Linked DNA regions of Mus musculus: region 1 is linked to region 2. A link is a loop called in an ENCODE intact Hi-C map of the cell type or tissue named here. Cell type or tissue: left cerebral cortex. All regions are shown on one strand. Links, peaks and the distances in the headings refer to the core of each region. The heading gives the core; the rest is flanking DNA.

The links. Peaks named below come from ENCODE experiments on the same cell type or tissue, not always from the same donor. Only the 100,000 strongest peaks of a DNase experiment are listed, where the experiment ranks them.
Region 1: it touches region 2 in a loop (8-fold over the local background); 2 of 42 quality-filtered maps call a loop at or near these places.

The regions. Positions count from the first base shown.
Region 1 is chr4:18,358,171-18,370,931 of GRCm38, forward strand. No RefSeq gene overlaps it. Among named protein-coding and RNA genes, the nearest start is that of Mmp16, 510 kb to the left of the region's middle. In left cerebral cortex, for the core only: no CTCF peak of the experiment used is centred there; DNase peaks (open chromatin) are centred at 6,892, 7,574 and 7,884; H3K27ac peaks cover 2,259 bases.
Region 2 is chr4:17,630,549-17,643,309 of GRCm38, forward strand. Gm30092 (predicted gene, 30092) reads right to left here and starts at 5,643. Exons shown (of 3, transcript NR_168595.1): 1 at 5,513-5,643. In left cerebral cortex, for the core only: no CTCF peak of the experiment used is centred there; DNase peaks (open chromatin) are centred at 4,907, 5,079 and 5,778; H3K27ac peaks cover 1,425 bases.

The DNA of each region.
Region 1 (12,761 bases), core at 3,180-11,179, 730 kb after region 2:
TGGTTCAGGTCCATTTTTTCTTCTATTAGATTTATTGTATGTGGTTTTACATTGAGGTCCTTGATACACTTGGAGTGAAGTTTTGTGAGGAGTCATAGACATGACTCTATTTGCATTCTTCTATATACTGACAACTAGTTAAACCAGCAACATTTGTTGGAGATGCATTCTTTTAATCCATTGTGTGGTTTTGGGATATTTGTCAAAAATCAAGTGTCCTTTCAATAAGATTTTCTAATTTTATGAAATACAGGCAATTGAAGTAAGACCTAATGATTCTTTGGATTTCCTCATTACCTTTGGTTAGGTCCCCTTTATTTCTTATCTTGTTAACTTGGATATTGTCTTTCTGTGTTTTAGTTAGTTTCGCTAAGGGTTTGTCTATCTTGTTGATTTTCTCAAAGAACCAACTTTTTATGTCATTGATTTTTTTTTGTATTGTTTTCTTTGTTTTTAACTGATTGATTTCATCACTCATTTTTGACTATTTTCTTTCTTCTACTTCTCTTAAGTTCGCTTCTTTTTTTCTAGATCTTTCAGGTGTAATTTTAAATTGCAGGTATGAGAAGTTTCTAACTCCTTTATTATGGCACTTAGTGCTATGAAGTTTCCTCTTAGCACTGCTTTCATTATGTACCAAAAATTTTTGTATGTCTTACTTTCATTTTCATTGAATTCTAGAAAGTCTGTCATTTCCTTATTTCTCCCCTTTCCCAGATGTCAATGAGAAGAGAGTTGTTCAACTTTCATGAGGGTGTAGGCTTTCTGATGTTTCTGTTTTTGTTGATATTCAGGTTTCATCTATGGTAAGATACAATGTGCTATTTCAATTTTCTTGTATCTCTTGAGGTTTGCTTTGTTGATTGAATATATGGTCAATTTAGGAGAATGTTCCATGAGCTAATGAGAAGAACTGATAGTATTTTGTGTTTGGATGTCTTGTTCTGTAGATATATGTTAAATCTATTTGATTCATACCATCAGTAGGTTTCATTATTTCTCTTTAGTTTTTGTTACCATAACATGTCAGTTGATGAGAGTAAGATAGGTTTGTGTTTCCCTAGGGGTTTGTTGTTGTTGTTGTTGTTTTCTGGCATGGACTTACCTATTTTCTGTTTACTTCGGTGTGGTTATATTCCTTGGGTTGGAGTTTTTGCTTTTAGTATTTTATGTAGGACTGGTTTTGAGGATAGACATTGTTTAAATTTGGTTTTGTTTTAAAATATCTTGTTTTCTCCATCTATGGTGACTGAGAGTTTTGCTGGGTATAATAGTCTAGGTTGGCATCTGTAGGTTTTTTTAGAGGTTGCAATATATCTGTCCCAGGCCTTTCTAGCTTTTAGGGTCTCTGTTGAAAATTTGTGTAAACTCTGATATGTCAGCTTTTTTATGTTACCTGGCTTTTTCCCTACAGATTTTATTTTATTTTATTTTATTTTATTTTACTTTATTTTGTAAAGCAGAACTGGTGTATTTTTTATTAGATATTTTCTTTATTTACATATCAAATGTTATCCCCTTTCCTACTTTCCCCTCTGAAAAATCCCCTATCCCCTCCCCCATTGCCCTACTCCCCAGCCCACCCACTCCCACTTCTTGGCCCTGGCATTTGTCTTGTTTTAATTGTTCTGTAGATTTAGTGCTTTGATTATTATATGTCATGAGGATTTTCTTTTATGGTCCAATATATTTGGTGTTCTGCAAGCTTCTTGTATGTTTATAGCCATATATTTCTTTAAGTTAGGAAAGCTTTCTTCTATGATAGTTTTGAAGAGAGTTTCTTGTCCTTGGAGCTGAGACTCTTCACCTTCTATTCCTATTATAATTTGACCAGGTCTTCTCATGATATCCCAGATATCCTAGATGTTTTGTGTCAGGAATTTTTTTTAAGATTTAATATTTCTTTGACTGATGTATCAATTTCTTCTATCATATCTTATATGCCTGGATGTTTCTGTTCCTGCAGGTTTTGGAAAGGAGCCTAACCTCGAAAATATTGGTGTGACAGGTCTCTGGTGGGTATCCTTGGACTGCACAATGGAAATCAGTGGGTGGTTCAAGTGTCCATGTGCTGGATGTTCCCTTGGGGACAGGATAGGAAGGGGATTGATGGGGGAGTCAATTAGAGAGGTAGCCAGAAAATGGAGTTCAGCATGACTGAAGTTCACTCAGGGGAGCCGGATGTGCACCCAGAAGACTGGTAGGCAGGGGAAATGGTTTCAGGAAGAGGATCTAACAGGGATGATTCTGGTTCAGTAAGTTTGGTCCCCATACAATTTTGAAACCCTAAAGTAGGATGCAATTTGAAAATCAAAATTAATAGTCTTAAACATTTGTTTTAGCATTTTCTGCTTTCAAGATCATAATGTTATTTTTTTTAATAGTGACATCTCTTTATGTTTACTGTTGGAAAATTAAATAAATGATGTAAAATAATGTTCATTTGTAAAATGAGTATTATTTAATACATACAAAGTAATAATTTCTCATCATTTAATGTAATTTAATACTGAGTGAATACTATCATATAACAAATTTTATGAGTTGATTTCAAAACATAATTGTAATATAATATGGTTTTTAATGATATATTAACATTATTGTTTGGGTTTGTAGTGCTGACACTTAAACCCAGGCTCTAGAATATAGTAGTAAGTGTTCTTCTACTGAGCCATATGCCTGCCTAGCCCTAATAATATTTTAGCTTTAAATCATATTGTCAATGATCTAGAAAAATGTTATTTTATCTGCACTATGATTAAACATATGATTCAACATCTAACACTTTACTATGCAGAGTATACAGATAATGTAAATTTGTTAGTATAGTTAATTTATTTGAATATTAAAAAACACCCAGGATACAAACCATAGATGAAAAGAAGTTTAACAAACAGGAAGGCAGAAGAAGTGAAAATACTTTAGTCCCACTTGAGAGGGAGAATAAAATAATCAAGAAGAGAGAGGGAAGGAGGGACCTGCCTGAGAGAGGGGAGGGGGCATTGAAAGTGGAACAAGATTAGGTATGGGGGAGGCAAGAGAGAAGCCCAAAGGTCTAGGAGAATAAATGGAATTATGCAGTGTCTGGGAGTGGGAGGTTGGAGAACCCTCTAGAAAATACCAGAGACTTGGGAGATAAGAGACTCTCAGGACTCAGTGAAGGTCGCCTTAGCCAAAATGCTCAATAGTGGAGAGAAAGAAATCCTAGAATTAACCTCCAGTAGAAAAACAGGGCCTCAAGTGGAGAGATGGGGGTCACAAACCCACAGTCAGTATTTCTGACCAAGAATTGTTCATGTCTAAAAGAACTGCAGGAAAAAAAAAAAAAGCAGAAGAGACAGAAGGAAAGTTGTTCCAATGACCAGCACAACTTGGAATCCATCTAATAGGAGATGGGGAAGGTATCAAGGCCTGACACTATTACAGTTGCTATGATGTGTTTGCATACAGGAGACTATCATGGTTGTCCTCTAAGATGCCCTACAAGCAGCTGACTGTGACAGATGCAAATACTTACACACAATCATTGGACTGAAGTCAGAAACCTCTGTGGAGGAATTAGGGGGAGTATTGAAGAAGATGAAGGGAATGGCAACCCCATAGGAATACCAGAAGTCTCAACTAACCAGGAATCCTAACAGCTTCCAGACACTGAGGCACCAAACAGGCAGCACAAAATGGTTGATGCAAGGTCCCTGGCATATGTATAGCAGAGAACTAACTGGTTTCGCATCAGTGGGAGATGTTCCTAATCTTTGAGTGACTTAAGGCATCAGGGAAGAGGGATGCCCATGGGGGAGGGAAGAGGAGGATCCTATTGTAGGCAAGGGAAATGGGATAAAGAATTGTAGGGGCCTCCCGCCCACCCTGCTCCCCTACACACCTACTCCTGCTTCTTGACCCTGGCATTCCCCTGGACTGGGACATATAAAGTTTGAAATACCAAGGGGCCTCTCTTCCCAGTGATGGCTGACTAGGCCATCTTCTGATACATATGCAGCTAGAGATGCGAGCTCTGGGGATACTGGTTAGTTCATACTGTTGTTCCACCTATAGGGTTGCAAACCTCTTCAGCTCCTTGGGCGCTTTCTCTAGCTTCTCCATTGGGGGGCCCTGTGTTCCATCTTATAGATGACTGTGAGCATCCACTTCTGTATTTGCCAGGCACTGGCATAGCCTCATATGAGACAGCTATACCAAGGTCCCATCATCAAAATTTTGCTGGCATATGCAATATTGTCTGGGTTTGGCGGCTGATTATGTGATGGATCCCTGGGTGGGGTAGTCACTGGATAGTCCAGCCTTTCCTCTTAGCTCCAAACTTTGTCTCTGTAACTCCTTTCATGGGTATTTTGTTCCCTATTCTAAGGAGGAATGAAGTATCCACCCATTGGTATTCCCTCTTCTTGATTTTCTAGTGTTTTGCAAATTGTATCTTGGGTGTTCTATGTTTCTGGGCTAATATCCACTTATCAGTGAGTACATATCATGTGAGTTCTTTTGTGATTGGGTTACCCCACTAAGGATGATATCCTCCAGATACATCCATTTTTCCAAGAATTTCATAAATTCATTGTTTTTAATAGCTGAGTAGTACTCCATTGTATAAATGTACCACATTTTCTGTATTCATTCTTTTGTTGAGGGACATCAGGATTTTTTTCCAGCTTCTGACTATTATAAATAAGGCTGCTATGAACATAGTGGGGCATGTGTTCTTATTACCAGTTAGTTTTTGTTTGTTGGTTCGTTGACTATTACCAGTTGGAACTTCTCTGGGTATATATGCCCACGAGAGGTATTGCTGGATCTTCCGGTAGTATTATGTCCAATTTTCTGAGGAATCTCCAAATTGACTTCCAGAGTGGTTGTACAAGCTTTCAATATGACCAGCAATGGAGGAGTGTTCCTCTTACTCCACATCCTTGCCAGCATCTGCTGTCACCTGAATTTTTGATCTTAGCCATTCTGACTGGTGTGAGGTGGAATCTCAAAGTTGTTTTGATTTTGCTGATGATTAAGGATGTTGAACCTTATTAATCCTCTATTAATTTCTATTAATTTTTTCAGATGCTTCTCAGCCTTTTAGTATTCCTCAGTTGAGAATTCTTTGTTTAGCTCTGTACCCCATTTTTAATGGGGTTATTTCAATTTCTGGAGTCCAGCTTCTTGAGCTCTGTGAATATATTGGATATTAGTCCCCTATCAGATTTAGGATCGGTAAAAATCCTTTCCCAATCTGTTGGTGGCCTTTTTGTCTTATTGACAGTGTTTTTTGCCTTACAGAAGCTTTGCAATTTTATGAGGTCCCATTTGTCAATTCTTGATCTTACAGCACAAGCCATTGCTGTTCTGTTTAGGAATTTTTCCCCTGTGCCCATATCTTCGAGGCTTCTCCCCACTTTCTCCTTTATTAATTTCAGTGTCTCTGGTTTTATGTGGAGTTCCTTGATCCATTTACACTTGAGCTCTGTACAAGAAGATAAGAATGGATCAATTCCCATTCTCCTATATGATAACCGCCAGTTGTGCCAGCATTGTTTGTTGAAAATGCTGTCTTTTTTCCACTGGATAGTTTTAGCTCCCTTGTCAAAGATCAAGTGACCATAGGTGTGTGGGTTCATTTCTGGGTCTTCAATTCTATTCCATTGAGCTACCTGTCTGTCACTGTACCAGTACCATGGAGTTTTTATCACAGTTGTTCTGTAGTACAGCTTAATGTCAGGCATGGTGATTCCACCAGAAGTTCTTTTATTGTTGAGAATAGTTTTTGCTATCCTAGGTTTTTTATTATTCCAGATGGGTTTGTAAATTGCCCTTTCTATCTCAGTGAAGAATTGAGTTGGAATTTTGATGGGAATTGCATTGAATCTGTAGATTGCTTTTGGCAGGATAGCCATTTTTTATATTCATCCTACCAATCCATGAGCATGGGAGATCTTTCTATTTTCTGGAATCTCCTTTATTTCTTTCTTTGAGACTTGAAGTTTTTATCATACAGATCTTTCACTTCCTTAGCTAGAGTCACACCAAGGTATTTTATATTATTTGTGACTATTGTGAAGGGTGCTGTTTCCTTAATTTCTTTTACAGTCCATTTCTCCCTTGTGTAGAGAAAAGCCATTGATTTGTTTGAGTTAATTTTATATCCAGCTACTGCACTGAAGCTAAAACATGTGTCTTAAACATTAATTTTACTTGAAAATATATCTGTGCCTCATAGTTATTGTGTAAAAATGGTGGGCAAAGGTTTCTCCTGCCATTTGGATTCTGAATGTACATACATAACATTAAACTCATAATGCTTTCAGTCGTGGGAATATATTCGCCGCAGATATAATACCAATGACTTACGCTCTAAGATTAAGAATTGGCAAATAAGACCTCATAAAATTGCAAAGCTTCTGTAAGGCAAAGTACACTTTCAATAGGACAAAACAGCAACCCACAGATTGGAAAAAGATCATTAACCAATCCTGCATTCAATAGAGAGCTAATATCCAAAATATACAAAGAATTCAAGAAGTTAGACTACAGAAAAACAGTTAACTCTATTAAAATGGGGTACAGAGCTAAACAGAGAATTCTCAACTGAGGAAACTTGAATGGCTAAAGAAATGTTCAATAGCCTTAGTCATCAGGGAAATGAGAATCAAAATGACCCTGAGATTCCACCTCACACCAGTCAGAGTGGCTACTATCAAAAACCCATTCCACTTGTAGACACCAAACCCTGACACTATTGCAGATGCCACTATATGCATGCTGACAGGAGCCTGATACAGCTGTCTCCTGAGAAGCTTTGCCAGATCCTGACAAATACAGATGTGAATGCTCTCATCAACCATAGGACTGAGCACAGGGACTCCAATGGAGGAGTTAGGGGAAGGGCTGGAGGGGCTTTATTTGGCATCTTGGTCCTCTGACTGCTTGATGCCCCAATGTAGAGGAATGCTAGGGCAGTGAGGTAGAGTGGGTAGGTGGATGGGGAAGCACCCACATAGAAGAAGGGTAAGGGAGGATGGGATAGAGGGTTTGCATAGGGGAAATCAAGAAAGGGGATAACATTAGAAATGTAAATAAATAAATTATCCAATTAAAAAAAAAACACTACCATGGCAGTTCTACATATTTGTCTACTTTATCAAATCAAATCTGTTTTCTCTTCCTCTCCTTACAAATTCAATAAACAAGGACACTATTCTATCACAAATGTTTTGAGTGACTGCTTGAAATTATTAAATTTTGGAAAGTGTAGGAAAGCAAATATAGACAGAGCACAGAACTAATGGTTGCCATTGTAAACATAGAGTTGACCTTAAAAGGGGGGTGGGCTGGGGTGGTAGTTCATTATTTTACTGCATTAACATGGGAGTTTATAAGAAGTAATCATCTTGAACATAAAACAATATTTGTAAGTTGCTTTGAAGTTATGCACTTATCAAAAGAGAAATAATTCTAGCTGAATACTTTTCTCTGGATAGCAAATGCTATAGTGAAGATATGCCGTGAACAGATGGTGCAGAGGATGTGAGATGGCTTGAGGAAGGGAAGATAATATCACTGAACCAGAATAAATCCGTTCTTGAGCCTGAGGATGGAACAGCTCAGAGAAATAGATAAGAAGCCAACATTTTGAGGTTGAAATCATGGTGGTAACTGCTTTCTACACAGATAAGGGGCTGAGAATAACAAAAGATACCGTCTACAATTGAGTTTTAAGGTGTGTCAGAGGAAGTAATCCTTAACATAGGAAATAGCTGTACAGGGGAAATCCCAAGGAACTCTATTGGCCCATACAAGTAGGCAAATCTAAATAAATGCACATCTTTGAGTTCCATCAAGCATACCAAACTCTGCAGGCAAGGCTTGCTTAACATATGGCATGTGGGCATGAGACTCTTTTATATGTGTAGAAGCTATATGCAAAGTGAGGAGGAATGTGGTATTGAAATGTGATAATTGTCCTTTTGTGCTTGTTCTTTTGGGAATGCCTGTGTGTACCGAAGACTGATGTGGGTGAGAAATGGAGTAAGGGAAGGCCAGGCATCTGGTTCAAGTGCAAGCATCTGTGTTGACTCCAAAAATAGTTCTTATCTCTGTTTATTGATGTCCCTTGTATTGACGTATGAGGCTAACAAAAATCCAATAATTAAAATGGTACAAATGCTTAGACAATACATCAAGAGAGTTATACCATTGAGTAGGAAGTGTATATTTTAAAATAATTTAGCTCACAATTGAGATTTTGTGCTACAGAGTAGAGATATGTGATTTCTACAGGAAAAATTAAACTAATAAAAGTCAATTTAAAATAAAAATAAATCAATCATATTGAAATAATGCAGAGAAATAATATGCACAGGAGAAATACCTCCATGCTTATCACTGCTTTAGTTAATTTTTTAATTTTATCTTTTATCATGATTTTATTAATAAACATGCCTAATTAAAGAATATCCTTGGTAGATAGCAATATCACTTAAGTAACTGTAACTCTTCTGTTAAATTAGAAGATGGAGAAAAAGGAGAGTTAAAATCCTGAAAGGCAGAATTTGAGAAAATAAAACATGAAAACAATGTCTTTAAATAAAGCATTAGTAAAAGGAAAAATGAACATGGCCACCAAAAGTACTGATCAAGTACAATAAGCATATATGCAAGTTATTAAGAAATTGATTATGGGACTATCAGAAACCTCTTTATATTTAGTATTTTATTTCAATATTGCTCACATGTAGTTTAATACGTTTGATTGTGACAAACACCATTGTGAAATAATGTAAAAATAATTACCATATACATTTCATCATAGAGTTAAGCTTTTAAAAGTCATAGAAATACCTCAGATATTTTCTCTTAAAATTTTCAAGTATAAAGAAATCGCCATTTTATAACCAGAAATTCCACACACTAAACATTAATAAAATTAATAAATCATTCTTAATGGACAAATTAGGTGTTTCTCAAAATAGAACATATAAGTGGCCAACAGATGTCTGAAAAAAATGTTGAATAGCATCAATCAACAGAGAATTGCAAATCAAAACCATGAAATTTTACCTTACTCTGTAAGAGTGTCTATTATAAAACATTTAAAAAAACATAAAATAAAAACCAAAATGAATGCTGATGAACATATGCAGAAGGGGGAATGCTCATTCAGGGTTGTAAATTAGTATGCTCATTACTGAAAAGAGTATGAACATTAGTCACGAAAGTGAAAAAAAAATCCTAAGTTATGAGACAATAATTGAAATCTTGCAGAACTCTTCATAACAGACAGCAGATAAAAGCAATCTGATTACCCACTGATCGGTGGATTAATGTGTTTACTACACCACACAAACCATGTCAAGCATAGGTTCCATGACATGAAGTAGGCCTTAAATCAAATAAGTTATTGGTTTATTTCCACAAGATTTCTCCCACCATAGCATCGGTGTACCTTGCTGGCAGGACACTGCAGTAGATAAAGGATTTATTGGCCATTTAGTATTTATTGTTCTCTTATGCAAACATGCAGTGCGCATTCCTTTACCAAAGACACTTGAACATATGTGCAGAGATTCTGTACAGGCACCACCTCAACATCTCCATAATCAATGAGTTCTCTAGATGTTGTCCTCACCAATGGGGGTCTTCCTGGCAGTTTATAGAGATCAGTCTGTAGTCTTAACAGCAGCCTGGATTGTTTGAAACTTCTCATGAAGATCCCTTTGGAAAAAATCAATTAGACGCAACCCAGTGTCCATACTGGAAGGTTTGTTTGGGAACAAGAGATGTCCAGCTGGAGCTCTATCTCCCACATTATATGGCAATTTCATTTAGGTCATTTTTATGTGTATATATTTTACTACATATCTGTTATTTTACTTTTCCATACTTCCTCTTTAAATGCCCCATAATTTTAGCTGTCCCTCTCTATATTTCCTCCCAAACTACCTGCACCTCCCCCCTTCCCTACTTGATCCTTCCATTCCACATACCCCCAATCTACACGTAGCTCTCTATTCTACTTCTCTTTCTTAGTGAGGTCTATTTGTTCATTCTTATCTCTTACCCTAATATTCATACATCGTATTTCTAGGATTGTAGCTTATAATCTTTGACTTCCTAGATTTCATTTAAGTAGATTCATAGTATATGCATCTTTCTGAGTCAATAATACTCTACTCAAGATGATTTTTTTTCTAGTTCCATTCATTTGATACAAATCTCACTATGTCATTTATTTAACAGCTGAGTATTGTTCCACTATTTGGATAGCATGGGAATCTAGGGTAAAACCAAATATCACTTGTTCTCTTAAAAAAAAGTAGCAGTAAAATGGCTCCTAGTGACATTCTGCTATATTCACAGATCAGCCAACATTAGAGAAGCTTCCTCCTGAAACTAGTGCACACTAATTTACACAGACAAATAAGAATATAGTCAAATAAACCAAGTAGTTTGGGTTGTTTTTCTAGACAACTAGATTTAATCAAAACAAATTGCTCAGGGGTAAAGTTGATCATGTACAAGGTCTAAAGTTAACAATTCTCCATAGCCCTGTGTTCTATGCAGTGTCCTCCTTCTTGAACTGTGGGTATATAAGACAAAAAAATATCATATATCTTATTGGTCTGTGGGAAGTACCATATGTAGCCATCTTTTGGTTACAGGGTAGAAATCGCTCTCTTAAAAGTGCAAGGTATAGAATGAGATGAAGATTATTGGGTGCTATCTATAAATGAAACTGTGGAAGGGAAATCAGGCTGCTTCAACTTGTCTGCATCAACTGGACACACAGCTCAGAGATCTGCTGACATACTACGGTATACAACTGCCAATGGGTCACATTGAGATAGATCTGGTATCTAGTGCTAATTAATTTTTAAAGAGTACTTGCAGCTAAATATTCAATTGGGCTGAAGAAATTTTTAAGTACTTCTAAGCCTTTAATGATGCTTCTTCATATGCATATTTGGATGGTTAAAATTTAACCATAAAAACCATTTGCATAACTTCTCTCTAATATCATTCAAGTGGTATTTCATCCCTCATAAATTCTAAAGATTTTTTTGCTTAATTTGGGAATCATATTCCTTTAAAGATTATGAATACTTTAGATATATTTTAAATATTTTTCTGAGTCTAACTTGTCAAGGTATAGCAAAATTTCAGCTTTCTATATATCTTTGAAACAAAGCAATATCAGTGATGGCACCACACCATTTCTGGAAATTTGATTCTAAACAGGTAATGGATATGCTGAGATGTAATGAATTTTCTAATTTTGTATTTGTTACATGCAACTTGATTCATGAGTTGTACTGGAGGAATAAATTTTGATATATAAATTGTTTCATATCTTAGATTTTTCTTATATTAGTATCATTTCTACCTTTTCAATATAATAAAAGTTTCTAAAGTAGTAGAGTGCTACCATATTAGTTTTAAGCATTGTGGTATTCCCTAAAATATTTTCACCTTAAAACTATATTTTAAAGCAAAGAGTATATTTATGAGTATATTTATGGCCATAAAGAGGGACTTAGTTGTAGTAAATTGGTCGTTATGGCCAAGTAGAATTTAAAGATCAAGAAATGAGAAATATTTGAAATGCATTATTTTGGTTTTAAAAATATATATCAATTTGGTTTAAGAAAGTAAGATGTCTATCTTTCAGGTATGACCAATACTGCAAACAGAGATGTTACAGATTAGATACAAGCTATGATAACATTTGGTTTATCTTTAGCTGCACATTTTTCCTTAAATGATTAGAGAATCTATTCATCCAAGTATTTATACTATCGAGTTGCTTTCCACCACATGGATAATTTTAGTCAGAACAAACAAATTGTAGGAAATATATTAAAAATAACTAAGATTGCCTTGTCTATGCCAAAGGGAAAAAAATATTCACCCAAACATCTGACTGCATCCTGTGAATGGGGGTAGATTTCCCCTAGAGGAAACAGTCCTTCCTGCTGCCCTTCCTGCTGTGGAGATAATTGGATAGCTGTGTGAAAATAGAGAGAATGAAAGACTTTCTTCTCTCCAGGGTCAAAGGGTTGAGAGTCTTTGTGGTTAATGTGTCTAGAGATTTTCCTTAGAATTATGGAGAAGCACCCAGTTTGGGGATATATAGATGTGAATAGGAAATTAGCAGGGCCTTTAGTCAAGGGCCATGTCCTTTGATTTCAAAGCATTTGAGACAGCCATAGACTAAAGTATTTTCTCTTCTGTCTTACTGAGTTTAGTTAGCTCTGCTTGGATAGAAACTGCTCTCCTCCCTTCTCCCTGCCAGTTATATGTGAGGAAATACTTAGTTCTTGAGTCTGACATGTAATTGTTGCAGTTTCTATGGTGTGTGTGTGTGTGGTTGTTTAGAAACTAATTTTAATGACCAGCAACTAGTCAGCACAGATGACCTAATTATGGCAGCATACATTTGTGATCTCTTCCCTTGTTTCCTCCAGTGTTGTCATCCAGTTACCTTTCTTTCTTCCTTGCAACAGATTAAGCTCTGTCACATCCATTTCAATAGCCTCAAGAGCATATCATTGTTTACCTTAGAATTTCATCCTGTGTCATTTTTGCTTTGGAAGTGGGTTTCTTGGGTCAAGGTAACACTCTGTGAAATGCTCCCTAAGTGGATCTGACATGGTAGATGTCCGAAGACTGGCAGTAGTCGAGACTGTAGAGTTAGGAAAGAAGTGCATAGCATTCGTGTTATTTCCTTTGGAACACTTTCTTTCTGGAGTTAAATAAAA
Region 2 (12,761 bases), core at 1,577-9,576:
TTGTCTAGTCCCTGATTTTAGTGGGATTGCTTCCAGCTTCTCTCCATTTACTTTGATGTTGGCTACTGGTTTGCTGTAGATTGCTTTTATCATGTTTAGGTATTGGCCTTGAATTCCTGATCTTTCCAGAACTTTTATCATGAATGGGTGTTGGATCTTGTCAAATGCTTTTTCTGCATCTAAGGAGATGATCATGTGGTTTTTGTCTTTGAGTTTGTTTATATAATGGATTACATTGATGGATTTTCGTATATTAAACCATCCCTGCATCCCTGGAATAAAACCTACTTGGTCAGGATGGATGATTGCTTTAATGTGTTCTTGGATTCGGTTAGCGAGAATTTTATTAAGGATTTTTGCATCGATGTTCATAAGAGAAATTGGTCTGAAGTTCTCTATCTTTGTTGGATCTTTCTGTGGTTTAGGTATCAGAGTAATAGTGGCTTCATAAAATGAGTTGGGTAGAATACCTTCTACTTCTATCTTGTGAAAAAGTTTGTGCAGAACTGGAGTTAGATCTTCTTTGAAGGTCTGATAGAACTTCTCAAGGATAAAAGAACCTCTGGTGGAATCACCATGCCTGACCTAAAGCTTTACTACAGAGCAATTGTGATAAAAACTGCATGGTACTGGTATAGAGACAGACAAGTGGACCAATGGAATAGAATTGAAGACCCAGAAATGAACCCACACACCTATGGTCACTTGATCTTCGACAAGGGAGCCAAAACCATCCAGTGGAAGAAAGACAGCATTTTCAACAATTGGTGCTGGCACAACTGGTTGTTATCATGTAGAAGAATGCGAATCGATCCATACTTATCTCCTTGTACTAAGGTCAAATCTAAGTGGATCAAGGAACTTCACATAAAACCAGAGACACTGAAACTTATAGAGGAGAAAGTGGGGAAAAGCCTTGAAGATATGGGCACAGGGGAAAAATTCCTGAACAGAACAGCAATGGCTTGTGCTGTAAGATCGAGAATTGACAAATGGGACCTAATGAAACTCCAAAGTTTCTGCAAGGCAAAAGACACTGTCTATAAGACAAAAAGACCACCAACAGACTGGGAAAGGATCTTTACCTATCCTAAATCAGATAGGGGACTAATATCCAACATATATAAAGAACTCAAGAAGGTGGACCTCAGAAAATCAAATAACCCCCTTAAAAAATGGGGCTCAGAACTGAACAAAGAATTCTCACCTGAGGAATACCGAATGGCAGAGAAGCACCTGAAAAAATGTTCAACATCCTTAATCATCAGGGAAATGCAAATCAAAACAACCCTGAGATTCCACCTCACACCAGTGAGAATGGCTAAGATCAAAAATTCAGGTGACAGCAGATGCTGGCGAGGATGTGGAGAAAGAGGAACACTCCTCCATTGTTGGTGGGATTGCAGGCTTGTACAACCACTCTGGAAATCAGTCTGGCGGTTCCTCAGAAAATTGGACATAGTACTACCGGAGGATCCAGCAATACCTCTCCTGGGCATATATCCAGAAGAAGCCCCAACTGGTAAGAAGGACACATGCTCCACTATGTTCATAGCAGCCTTATTTATAATAGCCAGAAACTGGAAAGAACCCAGATGCCCCTCAACAGAGGAATGGATACAGAAAATGTGGTACATCTACACAATGGAGTACTACTCAGCTATTAAAAAGAATGAATTTATGAAATTCCTAGCCAAATGGATGGACCTGGAGAGCATCATCCTGAGTGAGGTAACACAATCACAAAGGAACTCACACAATATGTACTCACTGATAAGTGGATACTAGCCCAAAACCTAGGATACCGACGATATAAGATACAATTTCCTAAACACATGAAACTCAAGACAAATGAAGACTGAAGTGTGGACACTATGCCCCTCCTTAGAAGTGGGAACAAAACACCCATGGAAGGAGTTACAGAAACAAAGTTTGGAGCTGAGATGAAAGGATGGACCATGTAGAGACTGCCATATCCAGGGATCCACCCCATAATCAGCATCCAAACGCTGACACCATTGCATATACTAGCAAGATTTTATCGAAAGGACCCAGATGTAGCTGTCTCTTGTGAGACTATGCCGGGGCCTAGCAAACACAGAAGTGGATGCTCACAGTCAGCTAATGGATGGATCACAGGGCTCCCAATGGAGGAGCTAGAGAAAGTACCCAAGGAGCTAAAGGGATCTTCAACCCTATAGGTGGAACAACATTATGAACTAACCAGTACCCCTGAGCTCTTGACTCTAGCTGCATATGTATCAAAAGATGGCCTAGTCGGCCATCACTGGAAAGAGAGGCCCATTGGACACGCAGACTTTGTGTGCCCCGGTACAGGGGAACGCCAGGGCCAAAGGGGGGGAGTGGGTGGGTAGGGGAGTGGGGGTGGGTGGGTAAGGGGGACTTTTGGTATAGCATTGGAAATGTAAATGAGCTAAATACCTAATAAAAAATGGAAAAAAAAATAAAAAAATAAAAAAAAATAAAAAAAAAAAGAAGTCTCTTTCTTTTCATTTTTCTCTCATAAATTATATCCAGACCACAGTTTTACCTCTTCACCATACTCTCTGGCTGCTCTTTTCTAATGAGAGACATTAAGGGGTGTGTTTAGAGGGAAGAGAAGCTGTGGGGGAACAGATAAGTCTAGAGGAAAGAGAAACTATAATCAGGATGTGTAAAAGAAACTATTTTAAATAAAAGGAAAGGGTGAAGAAAATAAATAAAAATTAAAAAATTAAATAAACATCATCTATAGAGTAGTCAGATGTTGTACCAAAGTGTGTATCTAAATGGCAGAATGATGTTGAGAGGCAGTTGTAAGAGAAGGAACCATGAGATTATGACAATTTTAGGATTTGAATATTAGTATTAGAATTTAGGATAATGCTTTTAGAATCTAGGATTATTAAAATAATTACATGAAATCCTGCAATAGAACATATTAACTAGAGGTTATATTCTGACTTAAACAGAAATCAAAATGTGCAATTTATGCATTTAATATTGTTTTCTAATTTTTTTTCTTTTGAATAAGAAATGGTGTTCAGGCTATTATAAATAAGGCTTCTATGAACATAGTGGAGCATGTGTCCTTATTACCAGTAGGAACATCTTCTGGGTATATGCCAGAACTGAGGAACTGCCAGACTGACTTCCAGAGTGGTTATACAAGTTTGCAATCCCACCAGCAATGAAGTGGATGCTCACAGTCATCTATAGGATGGAACACAGGGACCCCAATGGAGGAGATATAGAAAGTACCCAAGGAGCTGTAGTCGTCTGCAACCCTATAGGTGGAACAACAATATGAACTAACTAGTACCCACAGAGTTCATGTCTCTAGCTGCATATGTAGCAGAAGATGGCCTAGTCAGCCATCATTGGGAAGAGAGGCCCATAGGTCTTACAAACTTTATATGCCCCAGTACAGGGGAACACCAGGGCCAAGAAGTGGGAGTGGGTGGGCAGGGGAGCAGGGCAGAGGGTGTGGGGAGGTTATAGGGAACTTTCGGGATAGCATTTGAAATGTAAATAAAGAAAATATCTAATAAAGTAAAAATTACAAAAAAAAAAAAGAAATAGTGTTCAGAGCTGTATCAATGATTCAGCTAGTAAAATAACTGCTATGCAAGCATGAAGATTTTAGGCCTTATCTTCAGCACAAATGTACATGACCTTTGTAGTCAAGGCCCTGGAAAAGATAGGAGGATTCTCTAGAGTTAGTTTTCCAATTAACCCTTGGCAACAATGGGTTAGTGGTTCAATCAGGAGCACTTTCTTAAAAAATAAGTTGGAGAGATATCAAGGTTGATAGCCATTATTAACCTCTTGCCTTCACAGCGTAGGCACACGTATGTGAACACACTCATGGACACTGGAGTACTCCCTTACAAACATACATAAACCAAGCACACACACACACACACACACAAACACACACACACACACACACGTATACATATATATGTGTGTGTGTGTGTGTGTATATATATATATATATATATATATATATAATAAAATAAAATAAATATTGAATCCATAGTCTGGGTTGGAGTTGTTAAAATTAAGGATAATTCAATGCAATTTAGGACTAAAAATATACAGGCTATTAAACATACTAAATTGAATAGTAAACTCATTTGCACCCAACAAGCTCCATGGCTGATAGTAGAAGACTGACTTCCAGGCACCTAGAGTGAGAGTATTAAGCCCACACCCACAGTGACATACCTACTCCAACCAGGTCAGACCTATTCCAACAAGGCCACACATCCAATTGGCACCACTCCCTAGTCCAAGAATATACAAACCATCACAATGTTTATCATAATTTTTTTTACCTTCTCTTATAAGTATCCCATATCCCACCTAGGGATTCATCCCATATAAGGTTACCAACCCCAGACACTGTTGTGGATGCCAAGAAGTACATGCTGAAAGGATCCTGATATGGCTGTCTCCTGAGAGGTCCTGCCAGATCCTTACAAATACAGAGGGAGATCCTTGCAGCCAAACATGATGGAGCAGAAAATATAAAATATTATACAATTCTAAAAATGCCTCTTGATTTAAAACTGAGATCTCCAGAGATAATTATATAATAGCTTAACCGACAATTGCATTTATTTCAGAAATTCCCAAAATTCTTCCCAGTAAGCACTTATTAAGATTCTGAATTCCTTCCTATATTTTATTAGGGAATACTCATACACATAGATATATGTTAATAGAATCTTTTAGGAAATCTACACACACAACTACTACTCAATTCAAACTGTAAAGCATGTTAACAACCAATAGACTCAGCCCCGTGAAACCAAAGCTGAGCTTAGTCACTCATGTTGACTGGGAGGATCAACAGCATATTTCTATAGTAACACTGGAGCTGGACACTTCACTAGTTAAATAGTTAAAAATAAAGAAGGTTCAAAGAACTTAGCATGAACAAAGCTGTAGCAGGGTGATATGCCTCAACTCTAAATGTTCTGAGAAAGGAGGAAGCAAGGTTTTCCTTGTAAAGCAATTACCTTCAACAGTCAAAATAATTTCAAGCACAAAATGTACCATCATAAATCATGCTGAGTGCTGTTCCATAGCTTCAGAGTCTTGAAAAGCTTGACACGTGTTTGGTTTGGTTTGATTTTGTCAAACATTGCACACTGCCCAACATAGTAAAATGGTTGTCTTAATTCAATCTGGAAGGATTAATGCAGTACAACATATGAGCTATGCTCATCCACCAAGACTCCCAATCATAAGCCAGACAATAAACACTATTCTGTTTAGTAAAATAATTTAAGGGTCCAAAGCTATCATATAAATACAGCTAGAGTATTATGGGAATGTTAAAAATGTCTATCACATCTCATGGAAAGAATAAGGTTGTAATTACTAAACCTGTTGTATAATTCAGAGCCATTCACGGACCATATTGAACCCACAGACTCTTCTCCAGATTTTGACCTCCTGCCAAATCTATTCAGAAAATGTATAAAAGATGCCAGCTGCTCACCACTTTCAGAGAAACCCCTTGCTTCTTGAGAGTCCTTCCCTTCTTATCATATTTCCAGCTTTCTTCAAGAAGAATGTGATCTGCTCAGAATCTAGGTCTGTTTAGCACAGTCTTTGCTTCTATGCTATTCTGAAAGTCAAAGGAGAAAATTCCCAATTAAACAAGAACATGTGCAGCTATGCTTCCAAATGTGTCACATTAGCTTAGATTCGAGTATAAGTCAGAAAACCTGTAGTCAACCTCCTACTTACATCTGTGAATAAGCACATAAGCAACCGCAGGGTTGTTCAGGCTAAACAGATGGATGGTCCTGTCAGGAGCAGATTGCAGTAAAGCGATGATGTAGGATGTAATGCCACCCCCTCTGAACTGAGAAACATATTCAGCAGCAGGAAAAGAAGCCTTCTAATGTAGCTATTCTGTTGTAAGTCTTCACATTTGACTATTTCAAAGGAAAGGTTAAATCCTTGTGTTCTCCTACCATAAGTTTTTTATTTGTTAGTTTCATATTATTTTATCCATTCCTTTTGTATTCAGAATATATTGTATATAATTTATTCATTATAAACATACTCTATGCTTCTGTATTTATAATCACAATATATCATTAACTTAATTGATTAATTGGAAGTGATAATATAAAAATTATATGATCCATTTTAGTTTAAACACACCTGGTTAATGCATGTTATGATAATTTAGCCAAGAGTCTGATAATTACTTTACATAAAAATTATAATTTCAGACATGTGATAAATCCTCATGTCCCAATAACTATAATACTGTTCCTTTAAAAACTCTTTATGTATTTGTGTGTCTATGTGTCCATATGTGCATATATGAGATCCGGGAGCTTTGCCTCTCCTAGACCTGGAATTATAGGCTGAGACACCCAAGGTAAGTGCTGAGAAAAGAACTGAGGTCCTCTCACAGATCAGTATTTGTTCTTAATTCCTAACCGTTCTCTACAGCCCCATTGGTCTTAAAAGTAAATATGACATGGTAATCTTGTAGTTTTTATGATGTTAATGTAATTGCTTACAAAAGATAGGATGTTACTAAAATTGGACCCTTTCTCATGTTTTACTTCAACAAGAATATCTTTATCTGTTAAGTCTTTATCTGTAAGGTAAATTTTATGAAATGAAGCCTGTCTGTCATAATTTCATCTTTAGAAGGTATTTGCATTAAATAATCTTATATGAAGGAAACATTTTTTAAATGGGAATGCAGGTCTGTTTGTATTAATTGTAAATCTTAAGTGCTCTTACTACATCCCCCCAGCCATTCTCCTCACTCCTGTCACATGTATCTGTCAAAAGCTTCAGTATTTCAGTAGTCTAGAGAAATGAAGAAATATTTAGGTGATTTTTGTCCTCAGCACTCAAGTACATTTATGCTTGTCGTTATAGTTTAGAGATAAAATTCCTATGTATTAAAGAATTTACTGGATGATACTTCTTTGAGAAGTTAGACCATGAAAATGGCATAATTGCTTTTCACAAGATTTCCTCCAAAGCTTTATGCTGTGATGAATAAGAAACTGATGATGGTATTTTTATTTTTATTTATTTACGGTCTTCTGAACATGTAATTCTTTTAGAATTCTATGAAGAAACATCAAATTAAGTATTTAGAAAGCTAGCAGTCATTATACTGCAAGTACCTTCGTGGTCTTATCATTTACATGCTTTTTAAGGAAACATCTAGATGCTTTTAGAAAAATAATGAGAATTTCAATATATATTTGCTTTAGGTGAAGAAAATAATAATGTCTACCTGGGCTATAGCTTCAACTTAAGATTTTACAGTTACCTTTCCAGTTTGAAAAATCATCACTAAACTATCTTATGATGCTGTGTATGCCTGTTATGATCACCAACAGAAAGTGGAGAATTTGAATAAATTATTTAAAATCAATTTATTTAATTTAAACTGTTTAACAAGTGTCTCTTAAGCAATGATATCTGCTCAGGATTGAAAGAATTTTGTGACATATAACCAGAGTATGTATTCAGTTTATGGGGAAATGTAGATGTTCAATTAAAAGTGTTAATAAGATCTTAAGCTAGATTGATGGTATATATCTGTCATCTAAGTCCTTGAGAGGTTAACGTAAGAGGATTCCAAGTTCATGATCACATTGTAGTATTAACCAATACACTGTCTCAGAAAAAATTGAGGAGTTTTGAAAACCCATATTAAAGGCATGGCCTGATTTTTTCTTGCCCCTTAAAATGGACAAGGACAACAGCAAAAGACTGCCATGACTGCTGAAGCAAAACAAAATATGACACAGGGAGTGGAGAGTTATTCAAATTATCCAAAAGGCAAAGGGATTGAAGATCAAATGATAAGAGGTTTACAGAATGTGTCTTGAAGTATATGCGGATTTGTGTTTTCAACAGTGTGCTAGGTCCTTGAATCAAATCATTAGATAAGCCATAATACAAAGAATTATGAAAGGATTGAGAGTCTGACTCACAGATCCCTTCAATTAAACAAGAAAACATCTGGGAGGCTTAAAAAGATGCTCTCTCCAATCCCTCAGAAGCCAACAATAGGTAATAGATTTTTCTACCACAAACTCTATGGATCAAAATGTTGACTTGTAAAGACGTAACATGGAAATAAATCCTACAAGGTTCTTAAGAATGCTTGGTCACCTGGAGCACTGCAGAGTGTGATAGAAAAGATCACAGAGTGTGAAATGAAATAAAGCTCTCAGAACTGAAAATTCTGTAAGTGAGAACAAAGATGATAAGAATTTTACTTAATACATGACATCTTCCAAAATATATCAAAAATGACTCTGAACATGGATCTAAAAGTCCAAAGGGCACAGCTACTAGTCACATAAAATTATTTTCTGGTCATTAATCCTGAATGGAATTGATTCCTCTGTCATTTAGAATTTCTTGAGACCATAAACCCATCTTCCTTCCATTTTCTCCATTCACATCTAAAATTGCTATTGATGTTATATTAAGCTTTAAAATGTCATCTCTACTTTAGAAAGAATAGAATTGCTTCTTCACATATAAAGTCCCATGGACTGAGAGATGTAGCTCACAGTCCACCTAGTCTTAATTTAGGTGAAATAATGAGGAGAATTTCAGGTAATGACATACCAAATTCTGACTTGATAATAGAATAGGATGATATTTTAAATGACTTGGTGTTGAGGCAAATGTATTTGGAGAAAGTGATAACATTCCCTCAAAGATATCCCTGAGCTGTATATTGCCTGTAAAGGGAAAAGATACTTTGAATCTGAGATTAAGAAATGAAGTTTAAAAATGGAAAGTTTTCCTTGGGTTCAAGAGTGGCTTCATTCTAACCCCATGAAACATTAATAATGAGTACTCCTGAGAAATAAAGATGTCAGTGTGAGTGCTACATTAGCCTTCATTTATGCTGTTGACATTTCAAGGCTCTGTACAAGGAACTTGGGGACCTCTCAAGAGTACCACTAAGGTGATAGTCGCTAAGCAGTGGACTGCTCAATTCTACTACATGGGAATGGATTCCACTAACATCTTGAAAGAGGAAGAACACCTCTGACGAGGGCTGGGGAGAAACAGTTACTAAAACTTCTTTAGTGAGACACACTGATCTCTTACCTACAGTAAAACTTTTGTTACTTAGAGTGCTAAGTTTGTGATAGTGAACAATCACCCATGTACAAAAACCAATAAAGCAGATGACCTGAAAAAGGTGAATGTCAACCATAACCTTGAAAGAGTTAAAAATCCACATGGAAAGAGAAAGTCACAGAACATACAACTCCCACCATAGCTCAGGCATCTTCTCTGAAGAGGAGATATAAAGACTGTACTAGATAGCTTTTCAAGGAAACTGTGTTTTTTTTTTTTTCTTTTGATGCAACTGGGGAGTTATATATATGAACTCAGCAATTATGATAGCATGGACAAGACATATGCAAACACCAGACCAACAAACATTTCATCATGAAGGGTGGTAGTCGCACCAAAAAGTACCACCACCAGCTAAAAGTGCATGGATGCCCACAACAATTATATTTTCAATAATATACTAATTTGACTCCTGTAAATTAGGTGCAGCAAAGGTTCTAGTACTGTTCAACATTTAATTAGCATTATTATGTAGACATCACATTTTTAATGAGAAAATCTTACTATACCGCCTGTTTCAGTATCAAATCCATGATGTCTTTTCTCACCACCCGAAGGGAAAGGAAAACAGGTGAACACAATCACACTTGTTCACATCACTGGCCATAGTTTTCATCTGGGAATGGTGCCCTGTGAGATATTCCCCCATCCATGTGGATTTGTCACCTGATGTTGTCATTGTTCTGTTCTTGTTTTGGCAATATTGTCAAGAATTTATGGATGCTGTTTCCTTGTCATGTATTGAAAACACTATTTGGATTAAATATATTGATATCCTAGATTCCCCCTCCCATAATGTTCCCTGAGCCTTAGGTATAAATGTTGTGTTACAAATGTCTCAATCGGGGCTGGGAGTACCATTGTCAGCTGTGCTTTTCATTTTACCAATTATAGCTCTGAAATTTGTCTTCATCTCAAGAAAAAGAAAAAGAAAAAGAAAAAGAAGAAGAGGAAGAGGCAGAGGCAGAGGCAGAGGGAAGAGGGAAGAGGGAAGAGGGAAGAGGGAAGAGGGAAGAGGGAAGAGGGAAGAAGGAAGAAGGAAGAAGGAAGAAGGAAGAAGGAAAAAGGTCTTGAATGCTGGTCAATACTGAGATTTTTAGGATTTATACATGGGTTGCAATATTGATTGTTTTCCTCGCTTAGAAGCTTTCCTAGAAACTTCCTGCAGTATGAAAGTAAGTGCTCAGGGAGGCACCAACTAATCAGATTCAGCTTTATTCTTATAATTCCAATATTTTTAGGATGGGATTTCTTCAGTAATAAAAATTGCTTTCAATTTCTGGAACAATTAAGGGCAAAAGTCATATATATATATATATATATATACAGAGAGAGAGAGAGAGAGAGACTCTAAGCAACACTTTGAATTGTTTCCCATGTCTTGCATTGGGGATTTTGTTAGACTATGGCTCTTGAGAGAGACTTATTACCCCAACTTTTATAATTGTGTTTACTGTATATATTTTATTGTCTGTGTAGAAGATTCTCCTCCATATCTACTTTATGCAAACAATCCTTAGAGATGAGAAACAGTGATAATCTAGTGAACAGGCTCTCAAAAAAGAAGAAAGCTTGAGATTATAGAAAACATCTCGGAAACAAATTTAGTATTGTCTATTCTATCACTCTGGAAACTGATTAGAAAATGCTAAAAAAGATTATTTCGTATTTCGTATCTAATAATATTAGCCCCAACTTAACTTTGAAAAGCAAAATGCATGTTATTATATCTCTTCTTTGTTGATTTGGCAAATATTCCTACACAGATTTAGAATTAAGATGACCTGCTACTTCAACAGATATTACTGTAGATTTGTTTTGTTTTGTTTTTGTTTGTTTGTTTTTTTGTTTTTTTACCGTACTATCCCTTTGGTTTATGTTAACTTCCATAAAATCAAAATATCATCTCTCATCTCCAGCAATTTTTATATCACGCTTAATTAATAAACAAGTTATGGGGTGTTATAATGAACTTTTTAAAAAATAATTTGTGTACAGAATTAGAATATTATCTTTCTTCAACAAAATCAAATATCATCCTTTCAAACCCAATTTAAAAAGTTATCTAACTTTTCTTTCTTTCAACAATATAGTTTTTGTGTAGCTATCATTTCCCAAACCTCATCTTTGGAATTAAACTTATCCAAATGAAAATAAGAAGCTTATGATAATCAGCATTTCAGTATTCTAAGGAAAATCAAGTGCTGAAAATACAGTGTTTGAAGCTAATAAACTTTGAGCTAGCTATAGCTTAGAGACTGAACGTTGTAAATAAGAGTAATGGATGTGTTAAGAGTAAAAACTGAAAAGAATGTCATACTCATTCCCTGATTTCTTTAAGGTGAAAAAGAAGCAAAATACATCAAAAGGAAACAACAAAAAACTTACAGTTTACCCAGGATCTTACTAAGTTTAATGACTAAGAAATTAATTTTGAAAACATCCATGTTGTTCCACTTTATTTTTCCACAGGTTTCTCAGAGATGTAAGTGAGCATTGGGGGTTCCTACTTTTAAATTGTCTCTCGTGTTGTAATAGTATTTGTATTTTAGCAAAAGCATAATATTGTCCTATTATTCTAATGAGTTACAGTAAGTTGACAAACTAATCATAGTAAAATGTCAGCTTTTGGATCAAAATTGTGTCTGTCCCAGTCATATGCAAGTAGCATCAAACCTCAGTGTGTCTTGCACTAATAATGTGCCAGATGGTACCACACTGATGGAGGGAAAGCATGGATCTAGTATTATACTTCAAATAAGAATAGGTTGATCTTATTATAAACTGTGAAATAGCTCTGGAGCTCAGATATGCTGTTGCAAATCAGTTCGCTTATGATATTAGGCATGAAAATGTATGAGATGTCTCAGAAAACTTTTGAGATTAACATAAAACTCTTCAATATAAACACAGATTGAGAGAGAGAGAGAGACACACATACAGGGAAAGAGAGAGAGAGAGAGAGAGAGAGAGAGAGAGAGAGAGTAAATTTTCATCCAAAATAGGAATCTTTGAATCAGAAGTCTAAAACCTCAGATATTACAACCTAGGAACCCAAGATTCACAAATTGCAGATATAGAACAATGAGGTACACTCAAGAGAATGTTGAAGAGTCAAAGGGATGAAAATAGGCCAAGAAGTTGATCAAGCCCTCTGAATCCTTATGACACTACAGAATCGCTAGGTACACAAAAATGAATATCCTAGATTAATTGCAATCCAAGGTAGTCTAATTAGTTTCCCATATCTCTCTACCTGTCTGTCTCATTCTTATAACTCTAACAAGGTCTCCTTCAACATCCTCTAACTTCTCACCTCAGAAGCACCCAAATTCTGTGTTCTTATTTACACATATCCTTTGGACTGCTTTCCTAAAAATGTAAAAATCACAAGAAATATGTTAGGATAAAATGTTATGAGTTAAAAATCATGACATCACCAGGGCAGCACTCCTTCAAAGGTTTTAGGAAGATCTTCACATTATCCTCCAAACTCTAGACACCTCTGGTTTATATGCAGCTTGTGATTACATCATCTTCATTTTGACATGGTTTTTTCTTTTTCCTTTTTGTCTCTACCAAATTTTCCTCAG